Regions from separate parts of the Homo sapiens genome. Here regions 2, 3 and 4 are each linked to region 1. A link is a loop called in an ENCODE intact Hi-C map of the cell type or tissue named here. Cell type or tissue: Caco-2. All regions are shown on one strand.

The links. Peaks named below come from ENCODE experiments on the same cell type or tissue, not always from the same donor. Only the 100,000 strongest peaks of a DNase experiment are listed, where the experiment ranks them.
Region 2: it touches region 1 in a loop (4-fold over the local background); 10 of 110 quality-filtered maps call a loop at or near these places.
Region 3: a loop joins it to region 1, with 26 times the contacts of the local background. A loop is called at or near these places in 3 of 110 quality-filtered maps.
Region 4: it touches region 1 in a loop (32-fold over the local background); 4 of 110 quality-filtered maps call a loop at or near these places.

The regions. Positions count from the first base shown.
Region 1 is chr2:126,631,963-126,636,962 of GRCh38, forward strand. LOC105373602 (a long non-coding RNA gene) reads right to left here and starts at 2,393. Exons shown (of 3, transcript XR_001739693.1): 1 at 2,298-2,393; 2 at 988-1,101. In Caco-2, a CTCF peak has its summit at 2,512; a DNase peak (open chromatin) is centred at 2,487.
Region 2 is chr2:126,526,315-126,531,314 of GRCh38, forward strand. No RefSeq gene overlaps it. Among named protein-coding and RNA genes, the nearest start is that of GYPC, 130 kb to the right of the region's middle. In Caco-2, a CTCF peak has its summit at 1,963 (motif pointing right); a DNase peak (open chromatin) is centred at 1,987.
Region 3 is chr2:126,242,650-126,247,649 of GRCh38, forward strand. No RefSeq gene overlaps it. Among named protein-coding and RNA genes, the nearest start is that of LINC01941, 130 kb to the left of the region's middle. In Caco-2, a CTCF peak has its summit at 2,514 (motif pointing right); a DNase peak (open chromatin) is centred at 2,512.
Region 4 is chr2:125,742,664-125,747,663 of GRCh38, forward strand. The region is part of intron 1 of LINC01889 (long intergenic non-protein coding RNA 1889); the gene reads left to right. The region is part of intron 2 of LOC124900611 (a long non-coding RNA gene); the gene reads right to left. Among named protein-coding and RNA genes, the nearest start is that of LINC01889, 34 kb to the left of the region's middle. In Caco-2, a CTCF peak has its summit at 3,085; a DNase peak (open chromatin) is centred at 3,068.

The DNA of each region.
Region 1 (5,000 bases):
ATCTTAGCGAAACACATATCAAATGAAGGACTTGTATCCAAAATATACAAAGAGCTCTTAAACTCAATGATAAGAATACAAACAACCCAATTAAAAATAAGTAGATAATCTGTACAGGTACCTAGATGTCAAATAAGTATATCAAGAGTTGTTCAACATTATATGTGTTAAGGTATTGCAAACTACAGTAACTATGTGGTACCACTATACACCTATTAGAATTTCTTTAAAAAAAAAAATTGACAATTCCAAGTGCTGCAAGGGTATAAGGCATCCTAGCAGGAATACGAAATAGTACAGCCACATTAGAAAACAGTTTGGCAGTTTCCTACAAAGCTAAACAGTCTTCTCATACAATCTAGCAATTGTACTCAGAGCATTTACCAATTTAATTGGAAGGTTATATCCACAAAAAACCTACACATGAATGTTTATAGCAGCTTTAATCATAATTGCAAAAAATTGAAAACAAATAAAATGTATATCAATAGATGATATTGAATAAACAAACTTAATATATGTCCATACAATGAAATATTATTTAGTAATTTTTAAAAATGAGCTTTTCCTCTAAGCCACAAGAGGACATGAAAGAACCTTAAATGTATATTTCTATGCATAAGAAGCCAATCTGAAAAGACTACATTCTGTATGATTCCAACTGTATGACATTCTAGAAAAAAGCAAAACTATAGAAACAACAAAAAGAGATCTATGGTTTTCAAGGACTCAGGGAAGGAGGAGGATGAATAGGTGAAACATAGGGGATTTTCAGGGCAGTGGGACTATTTTTCGTGACATTGTAATGGCAGGTACATGATATTATGCACTTGTCAAAACCCATAGACTATATAATACAAGGGGTGACCCTTCATATTGCTATGGACTTATAGTTCATAATAATGCATCTATATTGGTTTATCATAACAAATGTATCACATGAATGTTGGTAAGTCAGAGACCTCATCTAAATGCTGAGGCACTTACCAGAGCCCATCCTCTTTGCTGAGTTGTGAACTTCATTTTTCTCCCCAGCCTCAAAAGATTGTCATCATCTCTTCTCAGCTTTCTCAGCCACCATTTGTTTATGAGAAAATGCCTCTGGAGACAAAGTGATACCAAATGTCAGAACTACTTTTCTGTGCTTCTCCTTTCTATAGACTTTTAGCCCTTCAAGTCTTCCTGCCACATTAGTTCTTCTATAACCTCAAACTAATTTTCTTAATATTGTGGTCAAGTGTTTATAAATGTTCTTGGCTGCATGGTTGATGCCCTGTCCAATCCTAAAAATAAATGGAAGTAGTATAAAGAGTGAGATCAGTAGCGAATAGTCAAAAGACCATGACAGGAAGAAAATATTTGCATATGTAACAGTTAAATTGTTATACACAATATACAAATAACTACAGTAAATCAATCAGAATATAGAGAATCAACAAAAAAGAGAAGTGTGCAAAGAACCTAAACAGGTCATTCACAAACAAAGCACAAATAGGCTATATATGAATAGATCTAGTAGGTATGCAGGCTTGCTTTTCACAGGAAGGGGAGCATCACACACCGGGGACTGTTGTGGGGTGGGGGGAGCGGGGAGGGATAGCATTAGGAGATATACCTAATGCTAAATGACGAGTTAATGGGTGCAGCACACCAACAGGGCATATGTATACATATGTAACAAAACCTGCACGTTGTGCACATGTACCCTAAAACTTAAAGTATAATAATAATAAAATAAAATAAAAATAAAAATAAAAAATAAAAAAATAAAATACAAATTAAGCTAGCTATAAGATGCTATTTTTCATACATTGGATTTTTAATATTTTACAGATTAATACAATACTCTATTGACATGCGATGGTGAAATAAGGACTTTCATATTCTATGGAAGTGGGAGTGAAAATTGCCAATTAGCAAATATCTTTCTGTATTTCAAATTTATTACCCTTTCACTCAGCAATTTGATTTTTCAGAATTTGTTATTCAGAAATTTTCATAAAAGTACTCAAAGATACACTAGCTAATAAAAAAAAACTGTTGAGAGCCCACTATTTGTCAGACATTGTTCTTAGTGCTTTACATGAACAAACTCATACAATTCTCACGATGACATAGAGATGATAGATGTATGCCAGTCTGAATGGTAGTTGAGGGAGGAAACTAAGGCTAGAATTGAAATAGACTGAATTGCTATAAACTATAGAAGAGTTTACTGTTGTCTCAAACACTCATTAGTAGAGGTAAAATTAAAAGAACAGGAGAGAGAGAGATTGAGAGAGAATGGCTGAATGTACCAGGCTTGGTTTTGGCGGGTAGAAACAGATCAGAAAGTGTTGCCCAGATGTATCAAGGGGCTGTGACATGGAACCAGGTGGAGACGGCCACAGGGCTGAGCTGGTCGTGTCCCTAAAATGAAATAACCATGGGAGAAGATTTAATTGCTTCCATACCAAGTATTTTTAATCACCTGCCACTTCCCTGTGCTCCACAGCGCCGACTGCTGTGGGGTCTGAAGAAAAAGTACAAAACGGAGTCTCTTTACCTAAGATCTAGACATCTTTATAGGAACACCGTGGACTCCGTTCCAGTCTCCCAATGGAGCCCTGCCGAGGCATCCAGGAAACATCTATAGCACTGTGTGGGATTTACTGTAAAGTTATTATCTCCACTGCTTGACGCTATTCTTCCTGAAGGCAATTCTGCATCTGATTGACCTCTGTGTCCTCCACACTTAGCACAGTGTCGGGCACACGTGGACTGTAGGTGAATGGCTGTTGAATACATAAATGATTGGAACCACAGATGGATGAATAGATGAGTGGGTAGGTGTATAGGGAGATAAACAATAGTTCATATTTAGTATTAACCCTTTTCTTATTATATGTAGATGAGAGGGTTGCACTCAATGATGTCTAAATATCTACTATTCTGCAAATATTTCTATATTCTGATCTAGCTTATTACCATCCTTCAAGATTCCAGTTTGCGAAATTTATTTTCACCCTTCAAGCTGCATCAATATAGAGAGAACTATGATTTAAAATGGTACTGTTTTTCTTTAACTGCATTTTCTCCTTTCCAAGCAGAAAAGCCTTTCATACCTATTGTTTCATGTTTCTGAGAAAACAAACACTAACAGCTTCAGGACTGAATATCAAAATATCTGTCCACTGTCATATTTATTCTTATACCAAAAGAAAATCTATTTCATGTTTTTTTTTATTGTTGCCATGCACAATAAAATTCTGATGTTTCAGATGGTCATCATTTCCAACAATTCTTGACAAAGTCAGACACAGCTGAGTCAAGGCATCAAGCTGGCATAGTAAGAGCCATCCAAGCTTCCAGGAGCATGGCCCAAGCTGGAGAAACAGTGGCTTCCTGCACATGCTCTTCCTATGAGGGAGAGCTGGAGGGCAAGAGGCTGAACCTAGCCATCTAGCACATTCCAAACTGTGCTGGGATACACTCAGGTCATGTTCACTCACATTCCCCCAGCCAAAGCAAATCCCAGAGGACTAGGGTAAGGCAGTGCACTGGGCTCATGCTGGGGAAGGGAAGAGTAAATATTTGTTGCACAACAGTACAAGCTATCCCAGGGGACCATTCAGCAGTGAACCCTCAAGACTCCTGCTGCTTCCTCACAGTCTGCTGGAACTCTGCCTGCTTTGTTTCCATTGGTGACTTTACCACTAATAAGTGAAGATACGAGGTAAAAACAGTCACCACTTATTGGGCACCTACTATTCCCCAGTCAATATATATATATATATATATATGGGGATTTACAGGGGTGAGGCACAGTGTCTAGCTTTATTATTTTTAATCCTCTCCATAAATCTGCAAGGTGAAAGTGATGCATGCATTACATAAAAGAAAGCTACAGATCAAGGAGAGAAACTAAGTAGTCCAGTGTCAGTAAGTGAGTCAATGCCTAAGACAGATGTCAAGTCTAGTTCTACCGGCCCATGTAATCAACCATGAGCTCCTTCCTGTTTCTTTTGATACTCAGCCTCATAGGTCATCCTATCTGATTTCTTTATCTATGCCAATAGAGACCACAATGAAATACTCCTATATACCAGACAGAATAACTTAATTTATAACACTCAAAATACCAAGTGTTTGGAAGAAGTAGAATATTGAGAAATTTATATACTGCTGGTGCCCATGGAAATTGGCACTTTGGGAAAAAGTTTACATTATCTAACAAAGTCGAATGCATACTCTATGAAGCAGCAAGTCCACTTTTTTGTGCATAGTGTGAAGTGTGTGTGTGTGTGTGTGTACATAATGTATAAGTGTCTGTGTATATTATGTACATTGTGTATGTGTCTATACATAGAGTATGTGTAGTATCTGTATATATTATGTATATAATGTGTATACATAATATGTATAGTATGCACATATATTATATATAGTATGTATATATAATGTATAGTGTGTGCATGTGTGTATATATCTGTGTAAATACATATCCAACAGAAATGTGTGTACCTGAACACCAGGGTACATGTACATGCACAAGAATTTTCATAGCAACATTACTTATAATTGCCCCAAACTGGATATAATCCAATGTCCATTGGTGGCAGAATAGATCAAATTAATTCTAATATATTTGTATATTAGGATACAATGAAAATGAATGAACTACAGCTACGGATAACAACAAAGTGAATTAATTTTATGGACATAAGTTGAGTGAGAAAAGCCAGACTCCAATAAGTAGACACTATATGATTCCACTTATGTAATGTTCAAAAAGCAAAGAAAACCATATTCTTCCTTAGGCGAAACTTGAAAAAGAAAAACGAAGGCCAGGCAAGGTGGCTCACGCCTGTAATCTCAGCAATTTGGGATGCCGAGGCGGGCGGATCACGAGGTCAGGAAATTGAGACTATCCTGGCCAACATGGTGAAACCCTGTCTATACTAAAAATACAAAAATTAGCTGGGTGTGGTGGCATGAGCCTGTAGTCTCAGCTACTCGGG
Region 2 (5,000 bases), 110 kb before region 1:
AGTGGGCTCTCAAGGCACTGAGCAGCCTCATCCCCATGGTTTTGCTAAGCATGGCCCACATGGCTGTTCTCATGGTTTGAAGTCTAGTGCCTACAGCTTTTTCAGTCGGTGGTTGCATATGGCTGATGGCTCCACAATTCTGGGGTTAGGAGGGCAGCAGCCCTGCTCTCACAGCTCCACTGGGCACTGCCCTAGTATAAGTTTTCTGTAGTGGCTCCAACCCTGCAGAGGCTTCTGCCTGGGAATCCAAGCTTTCCAACACATTTTCTTAAATCTAGGTGGAAGCTGCTGAGCCTCCCCATCTCTTTCATTCTGGGTTCCTGCAGACTTGGCACCACATGGCAGCTGCCAAGGCTTAATGCTGTGCTCTCTGGAGCAGCAACCCAAGCAGTACCTGAGGCCCTTTGAACCATCTTAAACCAGAGTGGCCAGGGTGTGAGCAGCAGCCTCCTGAGGTGGGCATAGGGAAGAAGTGCTCCATGTGGGTTCCCAAAACCATTGCATTCTCCTCAGCCTCTGGGCCTGTGATGAGAGCAATAGTTTTGAAAATTTCTGAATTGCCTTCAGGGCCATTTTCCCATTGTCTTGACTATTAGCACCTGTCTCCCTTTAATCCCTGCTAACTTCTCCAGCAAGTAAGTGTTTCCCAGCACCCTTGGATTACTGAAAATGATCTTTCCTTTTCTAGCACATGGCCAGGCTGTGAATTTTCCAAATTTTTACACTCTGCCTCCCTTTTACTTGTTAATTCCAGCTTTAGGTCATTCTTTTGCTGCCATATCTGGTTGTAAACTGTTAAAAGCAGCTATGATGCTAAGAAATTTCTTTTGCCAGATACCTGAGGTCTTCAGTCTTAAGTTTACCCTAGCACAAAGCCCTGAGGCATAAATACAATGCAGCCAACTTCTTTATTACACCATAGCAAGAGTGATCTTTCCTCATTTCCATCTGAGACCTGGTCAGCATGGCCTTAACTGTGTATATTTTTGTCAATATTTTGGTTACAACCGCTAAACCACCCTCTAAAAAGTTCCAAACTTTCTTTCATCTTCCTGTCTTCTTCTGAGCCCTCCAAACTCTTCCAACTTCTGTGCCTTAGCCAGTTCCAAAGCTGCTTCCACATTTCCAGGTATGTGTATAGCAACACCCCACTCCTCAGTGCCAATTTTCTGTCTTAGCGCATTTGTGTTGTTATAAAATAGTACCGGAGGCTAGGTAATATATAAAGAAAATAGATTTATTTGACTAGTCATTCTGTAGTCTTTATAAAAAGCATGGCACCAGCATTAGCTTCTGGTGAGGACCTCAGTCCGCTTCCACTTACAGTAGAAGGCAAAATGGAGCTGGTATGTGTAAAGATCATATGGTGAGAGAGGAAGCAACAGAGACTGGGGAGGTGCCAGGCTCTTTTTAACAACCAGCTCTCCCGGAAACTAACATAGCGAGAACTCACTCACTACCACGAGGATGGCATGAAGCCATTCATGAGGGATTCACCCCCGTGACTCAAGCACCTTCCATTAAGCCCCGTCTCCAACACGGGGGATCAAATTTCAACGTGAGGTTTGGAGGGGTCAAACAACCCAAATCATAGCAGAAGCAGACCAAAGTAATCAACCTGTCTCCAGGTGCTGGCTGATTACCAGGGAATGGGGCCACATTGGAGGCTTAGTATTGGTCTTTGCGCTGGCAGATGGCACACTCAGCAATGTCCACAGCCAGTTCAGCCATGGTGAGTGGAAGTCCATATTGCTGAGCTCATGCATAACCTCCATCCCTGCCACCGTGGCCACTTGGTTCATGAACCCATTAGGCAATGATGGCCAATGGAACTGGAAAAAAAATGCTACCTAGTGGGTTCTGAGGAAAATAGCTCCTCTTTCTTGAGAGAGTTTTCAGAGGAGGACTTTTCCTTTCTTGATGTGGACCTGGAAACCTGCAGGTCTAGGAGCTTGCAACCACAAGGGGGAGCCAGGTACAGGCAAAGCAGAAAGACACCTAGCCCTCCTCACTTTACTGAGCTGCTGAATGTCCAACCCTGGGCCTAGAACTCCATGGGCACTTCGTATGAACCAATTACCACTTAAGCTAGCTGAGTTGGTTTGCAAACATACTAGCATCCTACTTAACGCAACTGCACGTGTCCTGTCCTCACCAAACTATTAGCTCTACATCATTTGTTCATTTATTTATCCATGCATTCATTCAACAAATAGATGACCTACTTTGCATCAGCTACTTAGTAAGCACTTGGAGTAGAGTCCTCAGTATTACATGGAATACATGAGCCTTCTCTTTATGCTCGGAATGTAGAAATAAGTACAAAGAATTTTTATTAAAATAAAAAAGGATGGGCTGTGCGTGGTGGTTCATGCCTGTAATCCAAACACTTTGGGAAGTTGAGGTGGGTGGTTTGCTAGAGCCCAGGAGTTCGAGATCATGCCCGGCAACATGGCAAAACCTCATCTTTACAAAAAAAATACAAAAATTAGCCAGGCATGGTGGTACACACTTGTAACTCCAGCTACTCATGAAGCTGAAGTGGGAGGATTGCTTGGGCCTGGGGAGGTCGAAGCTGCAGTGAGCCATGATCACAACACTGCACTCCAGCCTGGGCAACAGGCTGTCTCAAATTTTTTTAAATAAGTAAATAAATAAGGATGTGGAATAGTAAGACAGGTGCCATTATTAAGGTGGTATAAGATACAGAATGAAACAAGGAGAGCATTAATCAACTCTACCTTAACTGGAGAAAAGAATAGTCTTATTTTTTCCATCAACTTTTATTTTCAGTTCCAGAGTACATGTACAGGATGTGAAGGTTTGTTATATAGGTAAATGTGTGCCATGGTGATTTGTTGCAGAGATCAACCCATCGCCTAGCTATTAAGCCCAGCATCCATTAGTTATTATTCCTGATGCTCTCCCTCCCCCATCTCCCACAATAGGCCCTAAGGTGTGTTGTCCCCACCATGTGTCCATGTGTTGTCATTGTACAGCTCCTCCTTATATGTGAGAATACGCAGTGTTTGGTTTTCTGTTCCTGCATTAATTTGCTGAGGATAATAGCCTCCATCCGTGTCCCTGCAAAGGACATGATCTCATTTCTTTTTATGGCTGCATAGTATTCCATGGTGTATATGTACCATATTTTCTTTATCCAATCTATCACTGATGGGCATTTGGGTTGATCCCATGTCTTTGCTATTGTCAATGGTGCTGCAATGGACATAAGTGTGCATGTATCTTTATAATGAATGATTTCTATTCCTTTGGGTATATACCCGGTAATGGGATTGCTGGGTCAAATGGTATTTCCACTTCTACATCTTTGAGGAATCGCCACACTGTCTTCCACAATGGTTGAACTAATTTACATTCCTACCAACAGTGTAAAAGTGTTCCTTTTTCTTTGCAACATCACCAGCATCCGTTGCTTCTCTACTTTTTAATAATCACCATTCTGACTGCTGTGAGGCGATATCTCATTGTGATTTTGATATGCATTTCTCTAATGATCAGTGATGGTGAACTTTTTTTCACATGTTTGTTGACTGCATGAGTAGCTTCTTTTGAGAAGTGTCTGTTTATGTCCTTTGCCCCACTTTTTAAATAGGGTTGTTTGTTTTTTTCTTGTAAATTTGTTTAAGTTCAAGAAAGAAATTGCCTTAAAAGCCTCCACAGAAAATATCTTTTACAACAAGGAGACATTCTTTTCAGGCAGAAAGGTGGTCAAGGATACCTCAGGCAGAAAAATAAGCATGTTCAAGACTCAGAGGTATGAAATAGCAGGAAACAGCGCAAGGGATTAGATTAGTATGATTAGAATGTGTGGATATGAAAAAAAGCAACGTTGGGAGACAAAGCTGAATAACTAAGGAGGTAAGGATATGGAGGGCTTTGCATGCCACCATTAGGGAGACCCTGCAGGGTTTTAAGCAGTAATTTTCCATTTGGAAGCTGCTCACAGAGTCACCTTACCCCCAGAAAGCCTTCTATAATATTTTTCAATGAGCCCTGAAACGTACTCTATCAAATTTGGTAGCCTGCAATTCTCTGGCATAATACCAGAGTCCAACACCCAGAAAGGTCCAGATCTGGTGTACTGGTGACTCAGTTCGCTCTCTGGAGTAAGTAGGTAGTGTATTAAGCCTGGTCAATCAAAATTGAGGATCCTTGGTGACTTCAAATTTATCCAATGGCATTTGCCCTTGAAATAAATTAAGGAGACTGCTTTGATTTACTATCATAGTGAGGGTTCTTTGTGATGTAATTACAAGGAAACATGGGCAAGAAGGAAGTATTTGTTTTATTTGATGTGTTAAGTTTTACATTCACTTTATATGAACATAGCATCACCCTCCCTAGAGTTTGGCATTTGGATAACTTGTTAAATAATTAAAAGATTTTTGTTATTTCCTTTGACAGCTTCTTGATTATTTTTCTCAGGCCTGGAGGAAAGGTTAGCAAGCACCATAAAAATGTGTGCGCCCTCCATTGCAGCCAGACTGGTCTGCAAAATGCTCCCTGGATCCTCAACTTCCATTCCTGTTCCAGTGCCTTTGCTTAAGCTGTTCCCCCAAGAGTAATGCTCTTTTATCTGTATGTCCCTATGCTTTTGTTTATCAAAGTTCAAGTCCTCTTTCATGAGATCAGGTTGGAAAAAAGCCCTGGGATGGCAGTGGGAAGACCTAGTTGTGAGAAGTTTGCAGAGTCTGCACCTGAAGATAGCTGAGCCTCAGTTTCTTTAATTGTAAAATGTGCTATTACAATAGTGCAATTCAAGACACAAGTGTTGAGAAATTAATAGAGATAATTAAGATAGTGTCACTTTTGTGAGAAATTTACAGACTGAATGGGGAAAGACATACAGACTCTCACACACACGTAAGTAATTATAGCAGGTAAATATTATTGCACAATATGGGAAATTATGTCAGTAATTTCCAAAACTGCACCAAACTAATACTCTATAATTTTTTGCTCTCATAGTTTATTCA
Region 3 (5,000 bases), 390 kb before region 1:
ATTATTGAACAACAACAAAAAGCACATATCAAAAACATCTATGATGGTTTCAAGGAATAATGTGTCATCAGGTCAATGCTTATTGATCTCTCAAGGTTGGATACTTAATGAGACTGGTTATGTGACAGATGATACAGAATGAGGCCTTTGTGCAGAAATCTTTACAACTGCAGTTCTTTTTTCTATTGTACACTGGAGGAGATTACAAAGTATATTCAGTCTCAAGACTTGATGCTTATCCAGGGGGACACTGGATTGTGGCAACTGGGGTCCCTGGGGCTGGAATAGATTATGGGTGAAGTTAATTTGTGGTGCTCAATACAGAAGTAACCCACAGGACCACAGTGAGAAGAAAGGAAGAAATGAACCCTGACGGAGGCAGGAGTGAGATAAACATGAGTGTGAGTGTTTCACTGTAGAGTGGAGACATCACTCTGAGAATGTCACTTACGTGTGTCAGGGGCTTTAGCCTAAAATCACTTTAGAGCGATTTTTCTCTTACTACAGGTTTTCCTCTATGTTGGGGTGAGGGTGGGGTTCAGTGATATTGAATCTCACTCACAGAGCTCCTACTCCAAGATGGTAGAATAGTGATCTTTTAGAAAACTCAGAATTCTGGATTCTGCAGAATTCTCTCCCAGATGCTACTTGTTAACAGAATTCTATTTTCCCTTTTGGCGGCACAAAACTCCTCTTCATTGCACTGAATCCCTTGTAGTATGATGTGAATGTGTAACCAAACTGTCTTTAAACAAATGTGAATGTGAATGATACTTGCCAATTCCAGGCATGGCTCTTAAGAAACCTTACACAGATGTGTCTTTATGCCCCTTTTCCCTTCCGAAGGTGGGATGGCAACACAGACGATGCCCCAGGAGGAGGGGAAGTCACCAGCTGGAGCAGTCCTGAGTCCCTGAGTTCCTGAGTGGAGTAGAGGCACCCACCAACCAGGAAAATCCATTCTGGACAATTATCTGAGGAAAAAATAGACTTCTATTGCATTTGAGCAGTAGTACCTCAGGGCTGATTTCTTCCAGCAGCCATCCTACTGTGCTGGTGATGCTTTGATTGCCTCTTGGATAGACCTGAACCTTTCCTGCCTTGCTCTTTGTCCGGAGAGGCTGATCTCCATGCACTGCATCAGGTGCACCCCCTTGCCTTCCAGCTTTTGGTTGGCTATAGATAACAAGATGTAGCACTGCAGATGAGAAGATGGGAGGAGCCTGTGGGAGATGAGCAGAGAGCAGAAAGGAGGGGGAATCTGTGTATCCACATGTTCCCTCATGGCTTCTCTGGGCAGTTTCTCTAACACAGCTACAACTGTCACCAGTGCTGGTGACATGACCCTTCCCATTCTCCTTCAGACCAAGAGTAGGAACAGCTTCCCACTGTCACTACTCTCTGGTTGTTTTGCCATCTATTATTTCCTTAGCTCCACCTGCATCTTTGGGTCTTTCCAAAGACTCTATTCCATTTCAGGTAAATGGGACTTTCCTTACAAATCTATTTAATTAAAAGCTGTGTTGATCATGTCATGTATTCCTTCTGCAACTCTGGAGGATACAGACACCATAACCAACCTTCTATCTAACCATACCCTTATCCAGCCTCCAACCCTTTGTACTGTTGGTTTCAAAGAAATAGCACAAGCACATTCCCCAGGCTCCCATCCTCACCTTAGAAATGGGAAATAAGCACCCAGAGAAGGAAAGGGACTTTCCAAAGGCTTCATCATTTTCAGGAGAGAACCAGGGCTTTGGTTGAGAAGAAATGAACTTCAAGGGGAAAGCTTTCTAAAGAATAGGTCTGGAACTGGAAACATGACAGTTCCGTCTCCACTGCCAAGGAGGAGTCACATTGGAAAACATTCCTTGGGATCTGCCCTTAGCTAGTTAGGGATTAGGGTTGGCAAGAAAAGTGTGTTGGGACATTCACCCCAAACCCAGGAACCTGAGACTCCTGTTCTGAATCCACAAGAATTCCCCAGAGCCACGGCCCCCTGCATTGATCTCCTGTGGCCGGTATCCCTGAAAGCAGCATGCCAGGTTGGCCAACACCTCTTCTAGTGAGAATACCCAATTCACATTTATGAAAATAGAGACACTGCTGTCCTCATCAGCAGTGAACTTCATGATTCAATCTGCTTTGGGTAAATATGCTACTCACAAAGGCAATCTGAGTTAGCTGGGAGGGAAGAGAGGCAGAGGTGCAGGGAATCGCATCCCTCTTGGAGAACTGCAAGCAGATAGGAAAGCATGGGATGGAGGTGGGAAACTCATCCTGTAATTCTCAAAGGAACTGTGTTGCATTTTCTCCCTTGGCCTACCTCATCACCAGCTTTACATCTCAGGGGTCCTGGGGCATTGGAGCGCTAACATGGTCCCTAAGGAGACTTCCAGTGCCTTCTCTTTTAAGTAACTCATTTTTCTAGTCCTGCCTCCCTGGTATCTTCCAAACAGCACTCAAAGTAACTCCTGCAGGAGGCGCTGTGGGATCTTTGAAGGCAGGGCCTGTAACTAAAGAGACTTTTACCTCCAGCACCACTTTGTGGCCTGGCAGATAGCAGGTGCTCATGGAAGGTTTGTCCATTTCATGAAGGGAGGTGAGCATGCCCAAAGCATCACGAGGCAGGAGCTATTTTTTAGCACATATTTTCCTCAAATTACAAGTTTTAAAATTTAAAATTTGCCTATCTTGAAGGCCACATTTAGAAAACCCCTTAAGAAAAAGAAAGATCAAATACCCTTTCCCAGGAGATTTAATGCTTTAATAAAGTATAAATTCAAATGCATTAATAGGGAACAAAACTGCAGTAATTTTTCTGGTGAGTCAAGTTGTGAAAAATTGTATTACAGCTAATATGCCAATTAATTCATCATTGGGTCAATTATCAGGTATTTCTTTATTCTTATTTGATATCTGGAGGTGCCCTGAAACTATAAATTCCCTGCATCTTTATTAGATTGTCAGATAACTCCGAGTGTCCCACCCCACCCGAATCCCTGTCCCTCCCAATCATGCCTACAAAATTTTTTATTTCTAAATCTTCACAAGACTCTGAATTGCCTAAGCTTCACAGCAAACCTCAGCAATCTGTGTGTGTGTGTGTGTGTGTGCGCGCGCGCGCGCGCGCGCGCGCGCACGCAAAACTTATCTTCTCTGACCTCTTAGCTTATTCCAAGCTTCAATCTAAGCATCTAATCAAACAGTTGTCCCTCTCTATTAGCCCCTTCTTCTTCTGCGGCTCACCTGTTTATCTTCTCGTCTCTCTGGAATAGCTCTTGGAAAGGGTTCCAATTCAATCTCATCAGAGGTTCAAGTAATATTTTTCCAGCTGAATTTATAATAGATGTCCTACTTTTCTAAATAGAATGTGGGTAACAGAGAGAGTGAGAGAGAGAGAGAGAGAGAGAGAGAGAGAGAGAGAGAGAGAGTGTGTGTGTTTTGTTGTTGTCATTGGAAAGAAAAATAAGATTTAGAATACAATTTTAGAACTGAAATAGAGCTAAAGGACCAGGGAATCCAGGTCCCTACTGGATAAGTAAGCCAGGACGCAGAGAGGTTCAGTGATGCAGTATGCTCACACCTCACGTTACTGCACATTTAAGATTATACTGAGATTTGATAGCGATTATGTTGAGTCCATAGGTCAATTACATATTAACAACCTTAAGTCAGCTGACTCATGACTGTAAAATATCTTTTTATTCATTTAGGTTTTTTATAATTTTTTTCAGCAACATTTTATATTTTTCAGTATATTGTTCTTGCACATATTTTGTTATATTCATCCCTAAGTATTTTGCATTTTTATTGCTATTACAAATTATATTATTATTTTTAGGTTTTATTTCCAGTTATTCACTGTACATATGTATAATTTCAATTAATTTTATATACTGAACTTTTACCCTGCAACCTTGCTAAGCTCACTTACTATTTCTAGTAACTTTTTTGTATTTTTTACATAGACTATAAATAAAGATAATTTTACTTCTTGCTTTCCAAACTGTATTCCCATTATTATTATTATGGGCCTAATTTCATTTATTTCCTGACTTCATGCAGGTGATTTTTAACACATATTTGTAGACTTTTAGATTTTTTTAAATATGTGATTATGTTTTAAATTCATAGCACTGTACAAATACATATTATTGTTGCCTTTATCAAAATAAATAAACTAGGACTCACATTTTATACTGATTTAGTATTAATTCATGTTTCATTTTTCCAAAAGCTACACATAATCATTAAAGCCCTATTCCACATGACCCTACCATGCTACAAACACAGTTAGCCCTAGTGGTCTATGACGTATCCTTTCCCCTCTGAAATATGAAGTACCCTCTTACTGCTACAACATTAACATTCACGCCCTCGCAGAATCCTTCATTCCCTATCTCCTTCCTTCTCTCCATCCTCTCTTTTTTCCACACATGTATACAGGGCACCTGCTCCTACCACACAGCAAGCAAATCAGCCCTTGGGAATAAATAAAACCCATGCTAGCTGCCCTCAAGTTGCTCCACAGCTAGTATAGAGATTGTATATTACTGAGGCGATTTCCGGAGACACACGTACGATGTAGTGGGTGTAGAGAGGAAGGTGTGTGCATACCTGCAGAGGGCAGTCAGAACCGACCTCCTACAACTAGGGAAGAAAATGTGCAAAGAGGTCAAAAAAAGAAAAAAATCCCCCTTTATTACTGTGCTTCAAGGAAATTTTCAATGTCAAGTAGAGAGTGATGAGAAATATGTTTGGATGATGTGTTAGTCATGATTCAGACAGAAAAATGGAAATGACTCTAGGTGTTTCAAACAAAAATAATTTAATGCAGGGAATTAGTTACAGAGGGACAGCAGAACTTAGCAGCTTCACAGAGAATGGTGAAGCCTTCTTGGGCTTAGCAAGCAGCAGGAACCTCTGGTACTCTAGGGTTGGAGGGATCAGACAAGAATGCTGCTAGCAGGATTCAAGAGCCAGGGCTGCCCAGAATG
Region 4 (5,000 bases), 890 kb before region 1:
ACAAAATGAAGGAGAAAAATCGCCTCAATACATACAGAAAATCAAGTGATGAAATTAAAAAGTCATCAATGATAAAATCTCCTAGAATCCTGGGGATAAAAGGGCTCTTCTTTGACACACTAAAGAATATTTCCTAAACACCTCCAGCATGCATCATACTTCATGGTGAAATATTAGAAGCATTCCCTCTGAGACTGGGAACTAGATAAAATGCTTACTGTGAACTGTCAAAGTGGAAAGGCAAAAAGAAAAACAGTTGAAAAGTATTAAGAATTAGGTCATTAATTATCCCATTCTATTCAGGTTTCTAGATATATGAAGAGTCATGATAAAGAAATATAAAAAGTGGTAAAGTGATGCATCACTGTGTATATAGGCTGCAGAACGGAGGAAGGGATTCCATGTGATGGTGATGAAAGGGAGAGAGTGGAGGAGAATCAATGAGGCAGCTGGAGACACAGAAGACAAAGATCAGAACATTGAATATTAGAGCAAAGTTTTAGAGATGCATTGCTTTTTGCCAGGTGAGCATTGTATTCACAGGCTAATAGGTGCCCTACCTAGGAAGATTTATGGATTCGAGGAGCTCAAGAATCTTTATGGTTAGGCATTTATTCAGTTCACCCATATGGATTTTGGAGTTGCCCTTTAAAATAACAGGAGTTTGAGAGAAAAGGAAGACTGTGGCAAATTCAAGTTTTCTGAGAAATGTGGGAAGAACTAAAAGTTCAGTACACAATTGTTCACAAGGAGACATAATAATTGCAATAGCTAAGTGAACTTAAAAAATAATTTACATTGTTTGTTTTATTTCAATAGTTTTGGGGGAATCTGCTTGATTATACAGATAAGCTCTTTAGCGGTGATTTCTTATATTTGGTGCACCCGTTACCCAAGCAGTGTACACATATCCAATGTATATTCTTTCATTCCTCAACCCCCCTCCCACCCTTCCCCTTGAGCCACCAAAATCCATCGTGTCATTCTTATGCCTTTGCATCCTCATAGCTCAGCTCTCATTTTAGTTTTAGTTTTTGAATATGTAAAACATGTATATAGTTCTAAAGTAAAGATTATATACACAGCTATACTCAGAAAATTTGTATATCCATTTCTTTCTTTTTCTTCTTCTTCTTTCTTTCTTTTTTTTTTTTTTTTTTTTTTTTTTTTTGAGACAGGGTCTGGCTCTATCACCCAGACTGCAGTGCAGTGGCATGATTTTGGCTCACTGTAACCTCTGCCTCCTGGGCTCAAGCCATCTTCCCACCTCAGCCTCCTGAGTAGCTGGGACGATGGTGTGGACCACCATGCCCCACTATTTTTTTTTTTATTTTTCTTAGATATGGGATTTGACCATGTTGCCTAGACTGGGCTCAAACTCCCAAGCTCAAGATATCTACTTACCTCAGCCTCCCAAAGTGCTGGGATTACAGGTGTGAGCCACCACACTCAGCTTCCATTCCTATCCAACTTTTTTCTCACAAGTAATTGTTATCTTCAGATTCTGGTATATACTTCCTGTATTTCTTTTTGCAAGAAAGCATGTAAAATACCTACATGTATACAAACATGTAAGTATATATCCTCAGTGCTCCTTCCTTTTTACATAGAGGTAGAGTTACTTACAATACGTAGTAATGTCTACTTGCTTTTTTCACTTCATGATACATCCAGTAAATCACACTATATTATTTGATAGAAATAAATCTTATTTCATAGTTGAAAATTACTCTTTTTTTTAATGACACACAATTTATTCAACCAGTAACCTATGGATGAACATTAAGGTTGTGTCTAATACGACACTATTGCTACAATGCTGCAATGGATAAGCTTATAATTATTTAACTGCCTTTCTTACCTCTGTCCACTTGTCACTCTGTGATGACAATAAAGCATCAGTTGCCTGTAATATAACTAGAGAAATCTGAAGAACCTTAGAGAAAATGGTCATTAGGAAGAGCTGTCCTGAATGATTGAGAGAATATTCATTGGACACCTAGCTGTTTTGTACCTGAGGTTGATAATGTGATATTTCTCAAGAAGCCCCAAATGGCTTTGGACCAGTTTATAATAAATGTGCTTTCCTTCAGTCATTTCAACCTGTTCCCTGGGATCATGTCAGGAGTGTGAGCTGTGCTGACCTGTATAAAGAGACATCACAACAGGTCAACAGAGATGAAACAGAGCTGAAGAAACAAGCTAGAGATGATGAATAGAATCAGCCTACACCCAGTGCTCACCCCGAGACAGGCTACAGCCAAGAAATCTCCATCACAAACCCAGTAAGTGCCAGGACCTTCCTCAGAAAGGGCAGCCTCCCAGTAATCAGAAAGATATGCAAGGCTGCATCCTACCTGTCGCAAACCACCCAACAGAAGTAGTGTGCTACCAGGCAGAGGCTGGGGGCCTCTTGAGAGTGTGTCACTGGCAATGGGTGGGTGTCTAGGAAAGCCAGGATTTTGCGTAACAGGGCAACGAGCATCAGGCTCTATTGGCCACTCATGTAGAGTATGGCGCTAGCCATTCCAGCCTTCCAAAACAGTGGAAGCCCCAGCGGATTCAGGAAGATTCTGGAAGAACCATGATTACTCAGCTCTGGTGTCTACAGTTCAGCTTTAAGACTTTAGGCTTAAGACTCCTACTAACAACAAAGGTCCTCTGTCATAGCTGATCTAGAGCACTGAGCAGAAAAAGGAATTGTAGAATGCCTTGTGTGGGTGTGGTGACATTGAAAAGGCAAAAGTATATCAGCTGGGGTTCAAGGACAGAACAAACATAGTGAAAGCAAGGAAGACAGAGATAAATTTCCAAGTTGCTGAGCTGAGATTCCTTCATTTGTCTTTGGCTTGCAGTGGTTGGGCAGCGCTCCATACACTAGGAATATAATGAGTATTTCTGCTTGTTAGAATTAGAGGGACCGAAGGACAGGAAGAAAGGATCAATGTTAGAAAAGCAATCATGAGTTACAGAGCAGCAGACTAGAGACCAATGTGACCACAGCAGGGACAAAGCAAGTTTCCAGCAGAGGGCAGAATTAACCAGGATATCTGGATGCTGAGGCCATGGGAGGCAAGTCCAGCATGAGGAGTGAGCTGTTTAGAACCTGAAAGTAGAAGTGGATGGGCCCATTCACAACGCATGCAAGTGTTGACAGGACTGAAGTGCACAAATGCAGAGGCAGAGTTCAGAGCAGATCAGTATGGACCGTAAGTATTTCCCTGACTTTTATTTTTTCACAGGCATTAGGAATGAGGTGGCCTCTTGGGGTGCACATCTCCATTTGGGAGTTAGAGTTGAATAGGGCATAATTGTCTGTCTTCTCTTGTTTTTTTGTTTTGTTTTGTTTTGTTTTGTTTCCTTGATTCTTAGCCTATTAATGGGGAAGAGACAGTCTGAATGCTTCCTTTAACCAATGACTCAGGAATGATGCCTTTGTGCATCACCTCCTCCTGTTTTTAATAAGGCCATTGGTCCAGACCAGGAGACTGAACAGTGTAGGTCCCCATGGATTTCTTTCAACTAAAACTTTGTATTTTTAAAAAGCTTAATTGCGATCTTTTGAAGTGCCCAATTAAAGATTTAAAGAAATAATGAATATCCTGAGGTGGTCTGTCTGCCCTGGGGTTCCTCTGCAAATGAGGGACACATGTTTCTATTCAATTACAGGAAACATTTTAAAACTGGCTCTTTTATTTCCTGCTCCTCATCTCCAGTTCAATTTTTCTCTTCCATCATTTTCTGCCCTTTCACCCTGCAGCTCTGAAGTTTGCTCTGACCAGCACTAGACCACTGCTTCCTCCTTTTGTTCTCTAAGAAACAACTGAGCCTTTGCTGGCGGAACAAACAAACAGCAGCATTCTTCAGTCCAGGGGTATTTTGAATCCTCCAGAAAAAAGCTGGTGTGGTTACCCGTGAGCTGACTCAGGACATCTGCAAGACAGAGGTTTTACACAGCCAATCCATTTGAAGTGGTTTACATCAAGTGTCACCATTCCAATGATTAATTTTAGTCCTGAGGGTTTAAAATGTAATTGGGGGGTTAACCTTCCATCCAGCCCTGCACTTGGTACAGAGTGGGCAGACTCCTTTTTTGCTCAGTGGTGGTTCTATGCTGGGCTTGACACCAGGCTCTGTTCCCTGTCGCCAGCCATACAGCAAGTCCCTTGAGATCAGGTCCTATGCATTCACACATTCATTAACTTTTGCTGTCTGCAAACACTTACTGAGTGCCTCCATGTGCTGGGTACTCTGTCAGGTGCTGGGGATTACCCGAAAAAGCCATTACCAAAGGAGGTATGGTTCTTACCCACATGGAGCTGTACAGACTTCTGGGAAAAGAGACAGTCAACTGTTCTATAAATGTCTAACTATAACACTGTGAGCACACAGTGCTATGAGTGTACAGTTTGATGTATTTGGGAGGTCAAAACATTCCTATGAAGTAGCAATTTATCCAAGGTCTACATGTTAAGTAGGAATTAACTTGGTAAAAGAGAGGGTGGGGATAGCACTGGAGGGAGAAAGAGCAGCAAGTGGGAAGGCCTATGGTGGGATGACTCATGCACTCCAAATGTTTCTCAACAGAGACATTATTGGGTGGAATTGTTACCTACATAGAAAAATATTTGGCATTTTTACCTTCATCTGAGAAAGGCTAGGATCTGGGTCCCAACTTCTACCCTGCTTCTTATGACAACAAAATGATTCCCACATTTTGAAGCATCTCCAAGACAGCTTTATACCTCCAGTTAGGAACCACTACATTGGGCTCTAAAAAGCCCTTTGTCTTTGAAGGTGACTGGCAGGATTGTAAAAAAGGAATTGGTATGAAATAACTTGGAAAGAATGGTGGTACCCAGATCTCTTAGCCCTCTTAGGGAGTGGATAAGTAGGTCAGTTCTTCAGAAATTGATTCCTAGAGTCAATTCTTCTAAACCGGTGAGCCACTTACCTCACAACCAGTTGGACTGATCACTGAGAGTTTTAGTCTTGCCCCT